Linked DNA regions of Homo sapiens: region 2 is linked to region 1. A link is a loop called in an ENCODE intact Hi-C map of the cell type or tissue named here. Cell type or tissue: endothelial cell of umbilical vein. All regions are shown on one strand.

The links. Peaks named below come from ENCODE experiments on the same cell type or tissue, not always from the same donor. Only the 100,000 strongest peaks of a DNase experiment are listed, where the experiment ranks them.
Region 2: it touches region 1 in a loop (2.5-fold over the local background); 1 of 110 quality-filtered maps calls a loop at or near these places.

The regions. Positions count from the first base shown.
Region 1 is chr2:54,225,449-54,227,948 of GRCh38, reverse strand. The region is part of intron 3 of ACYP2 (acylphosphatase 2); the gene reads right to left. Among named protein-coding and RNA genes, the nearest start is that of TSPYL6, 30 kb to the left of the region's middle. In endothelial cell of umbilical vein, no CTCF peak of the experiment used is centred here; a DNase peak (open chromatin) is centred at 1,518; H3K27ac peaks cover 461 bases.
Region 2 is chr2:54,151,539-54,154,038 of GRCh38, reverse strand. The region is part of intron 3 of ACYP2 (acylphosphatase 2); the gene reads right to left. Among named protein-coding and RNA genes, the nearest start is that of ACYP2, 37 kb to the right of the region's middle. In endothelial cell of umbilical vein, no CTCF peak of the experiment used is centred here; no DNase peak of the experiment used is centred here.

The DNA.
Region 1 (2,500 bases):
AAGATGATTTGAAAGTTATGTAAAATCAGGCCAAAATATTGTTAGCTTTGAGTACTGGTCTTGTCCATTCCTGCAAGACTTCAAATGATGTAGCATTGATTTACATGATTCAGTTCCTATTCTATGCAATGTAGGTACCACTATTCATATCTGTAACAATACTTTGGATTGATAAAGCCTTAAAATATCACAACTTACTTTGGATTAATAAAGCCTTAAAGTATTACCACTCTGATAATTTAAGGCTTTATCACAAAGAGTATTATATGTGTGATACCTTCAAAAGCAGGAGAGCCAGAATTAGTGTGCATATTTTTTTTTTTTTTGAAATGGAGTCTTGCTCTGTTGCCAGGGTGGAGTGCAGTGGCGCAGTCTCGGCCTTCCAGGTTCAAGCGATTCCTCTGCCTCAGCCTCCCAAGTAGCTGGGACTACAGGCACGCGCCACCATGAACCGGATAATTTTTTGTATTTTAGTAGAGACGGGCTTTCACCATGTTGGTCAGGATGGTCTCGATCTCCTGACCTCGTGATCTGCCCACATTGACCTCCCAAAGTGCTGGGATACAGGCGAGAGCCACTTTGTTCAGCCCAGTGTGCATACTTTATAAGTGGAATAAAAGAGATGAGGGACAAAGAAAATAAGTTATTGACTTCAAACTCTTAAAAATAAGACTCGAATAAGAATCTGGTCCCTGAACACCTAATACTTAGTTAAACTGCTTTTGGAAAAATAGAAACTTATTACTCACTCTTTGACAAAAGATTTTCTGAACATACACAGGTTTAAGACTGGATTTAAAATTATATATATCCTAATATTGATGGCCCAATTTGGAACCCTGAAGCAGTCAACTTCCAAATTTTACTCACATTCAGTATTTGTACCCAATGGCTTGCAGATACGTCTTCAGAATATATGCACCTTCACCAAAATAACAAGTTCTTACCCAATTCCATAGCCTCAGGCAGTTTTTCATCATATAAGCCAAATGTGTTGATTAAAATTTTAAATCTATTTAGGAAAAAATATATCACATTTCTTTAAGAATCAAAATGAGTGTGTTGCTATGAAGAGTTGGCCTGAGTACTAGGAATGCTATATAAATTTCAAAATCATTTCTCAAACTCTAATTTAGAAATAATTTTGATACTGTGCTTTCACAGTTACTGATAAATGTTGATTTGTTGTAAGGGAATGGTGGTGAGGACTTAAAGGAGGGAGGTAGCTGCTGCCAAATCTAAACCTGGGACAAGAACATCAAATTGGAAAAGACTACATGTTCCATTCCCAGGGCTGACCTCTGTCACATCTTCCAGTATTCTCTCTTTGCTTTCACTTAAGGATTGATTACTCAAATTCATCCTGTGACCCAAGCCTAAGAAATACCCTGCTGTTACTTTGCAGGAGTAGATCACAGAAAGTACATTTACAGCTGCTTAACATTAACACTTCTTTCTTATCAGAAATGGCTCAACTCTTTTCCTGACATCAACACATTATTGAAAGTTCTGTACTGTAAATTCTTTGTCTTTCCTGACTCTGCCCTTTCAGGACTGCCTACAGCCAGTAATAACAATGGATTGTCTGTCAGAGGAAACTGCAGCCTCGAAATGCACATAAAAATTCCAGACGCTCAATATCTTTGAAAGATGGTCCAGACTTATCCAGGAGAGTCCATTTTTACTCACTTGGGTATTTAAATATTTTTTTTGTTTTCAATTTTGAATATGGGATTGCCTCCACCTCTTAAGACATCCACTACATCATGTAAATTTATAGTAACACAGTGTGAACTTCGGCCACACTGGTGCCAGTCTGGGATTTCTGCAGTAAAGGTGAACAATTAGGACAAGGATGTTTATACAAGACTTCATTTTCTCACAAACTTTTCCATATTTTTCTCTAAATATTTAAGTTAAGGTAGACACCAAACCAGCAAATCTACTAGAGTAAAACATTAAATACCGTAGATAATTTAATTCAGTACCAGACTAGACCGTCATCTCCTGAATTTTCTGCAATGAGTTATTAATCCTAGGTTAGCAACTTATACTATTGGCATCTTCTGGAATGTCTCCCCTCACTCCATCCCTGTTGTTGTATATTCAGAAAGTAAAAGCTTATTTTATTATTTGTCTAAGAAACAAGTAAAAAAAAAATACTTAAGGTATTCCAGACCCCAAAATGATTACCATTAATTGGAAGTAATCCTTGTCAGTGGGTCCTCTCATTTAGTATGGATAATATATTATACACTTATTTCCTTTAAAAACTACCAAAATAAAGATCACTAGCAATTCAACTTTTGAATACAAAAGACGAAGTTAAAAATGACATCCAAAGAGTTAGTGTTGCACCACTAGAACACCAACAAGCAACAGAGTAGAACTTCATCGTGACAATAATGTCCCTGAAACTTAAAATGAGCATAGTAAAATCCTAAAACATGACAAAACTGTAAAGAAGATCATGCTGATGCTGTCACTCCCCATGTATTAA
Region 2 (2,500 bases), 74 kb after region 1:
GTTTAACCAATGAGATGAAAGCTCTGTACACTGAAAAATATAACATTGATTAAAGAAATTGAAGAAGACATAAATAAATATAAGGATATTCCACGTTCATGGATTGGAAGAATTAATATTGTTAAAAAGTCCAACTACGGGCCAGGTGCGGTGGCTCATGCCTATAATCCCAGCACTTTGGGAGGCCGAGGCAGGCAGATCACGAGGTCAGGAGATTGAGACCATTCTGGCTAACTCAGTGAAACCTCATCTCTACTAAAAAATGCAAAAAATTAGCCGGGTGTGGTGGCAGGCACCTGTAGTCCCAGGCACTCGAGAGGCTGAGGCAGGAGAATGGTGTGAACCCAGGAGGCAGAGCTTGCAGTGAGCCGAGATCACGCCACTGCACTCCAGCCTGGGTGACAGAGCGAGACTCTGTCTCAAAAAAAAAAAGAAAAAAAAAAAAGTCCACACTACCCAAAATGACCTTCAGCTTCAATGCAATCCCTATTAACATTTCAATGACATTTTTCACAGAAATAGAAAAAGTTATTTTGAAATTTATATAGAACCACACACACATGAAAAAAAAAAAAAAACCCTAAGTAGCCCAGGCAATTTGAGCAAAAAGAACAAAGCTGGAGGCAACATTCTACCTGACTTCAAACTATATTACAAAGCTGTAGTAATTAAAACAGCATGGTACTGACATAAAAATAGAAACATCATCCAATGGAACAGGATAGAGAGCCCAGAAATAAACCCACATATTTACAGTCAACTGATTTTTTTTTTTCCAAAGGTTCCAAGAACACACGATGGGGCAAAGACAGTCTCTTCAATAAAGAATAATGGGAAAACTGGACATCCACATGCAGAAGAGTGAGATTTGACCCTTATGTCACACCATATACAAAACACAACTCGAAATGGATTAAAGACTTAAACACAAGACCTGAAACTGATTTTAAAAACATACTATAAGAAAACATAGGGGGAAAACTGTGTACCCTATAATTATATATGATTATAATTTTGAAAAAATACATTTTTAAAAAAGTAATCAGTCTCATAATTGACAAAACTTGGAAGAAACCAGCTGAGCATGGTGGCTTGAGCCTGTAATACCAGCTACTTGAAAGGCTGAGGTGGGAGGCTCACTTAAGGCCAGGTTTTGAGACCAGCCTGGGCAACACAGAAAGACCCTATCTCTAAAAAAATTAATAAAATAACAAATTTGGAAGCAACCAAGGTGTCTCTCAATAAGTGAATATATAAACAACTTGTGGCACACCCAAACAATAAAATAGTATTCAGCAATAAGAAGAAATGAAATGTCAAGCCATAAAAATACATGAAGGAACCTTAAAGACATGTATCTAAGTGAATGAAGCCAATGTGAAAATATATACTATATTATTCCATCTATATAACATTCTGGGCAAAGCAAAACTAGGGAGACAGTAAAGACATCAGTGGTTGTCAGGGGCTAGAGGGAGAGAAGGAGGGATGAATAAGCAGAGCACATGGGATTTTTAGTGTAGTGGAACAATTCTCTGTGATACTATAATGGTAGACACATGCCATCATACATTTATCAAAACCAGTAGAATGTACAACATCACAAGTGAACTCTGGACAGGCACAGTGGCTCATGCCAGTAATCCCAGCACTTTGGGAAGCTGAGGTGAGAAGACTGCTTGAGCCCAGGACTTTGAGACCAGCCCGGGAAACATAGCGAGATCCCATCTCTACAAAAAATAAAGAATAAAAAAATTAGCTGAGCATCATGTACGTGTTTTTAGTCCCAGCTACTCAGGAGGCTGAGGCAGGAGTATCACTTGAGCCCAGGAGTCCAAGGTTATAGTGAGCTATGACCATGCCATTACACAGCAGCCTGGGAACAGAGCAAAACTCTGCCTCAAAAAAAAAAAAAAAAAAAAAGAGTCAACCCTAATGTAACCTATCAGCTTAGTTATTAATAATATATCAATATTGGCTCATCAATTGTAACAAATATACTACATAATGCAAGATGTTAATAATGGGGGAAACTGAGGGACCTAGGGAATTGGGTGTGAGGAAATATATGGAAACTCTCTGTAGTTTCCACTCAATTTTTCTGCAAACCTAAAGCTGCTCTAAAAAAGAAAGTCTATTAATTTTTTTAAGTAATTAGTTGCTACCTGAGAAAGCTGATTAAAGAAAAAAAGATAAAAAGTAATTAGTACTGCATTATGCATTTCTTTTATTAAATATGATTACCTTACTAAATGCACATATATAAAATATGAACTTTAAAGTAAAAACTATACCCTTAAGTCATTTTAATATAGATCGGTTATGTTCTAAAGGAAAATAAATGATTTAGTATTTGAGGTCTAAAGCCTGGTGTTAGAATTCCAACTCTACTGTAGATATTTTTCATGTTCCTAGTTTTCCATTAGAGTAATTTATATCAATTAGACTAAACTATTCTTTTTCCAAAATTACAGCTCCTCAGTGAATTTTGTTCCCCTAA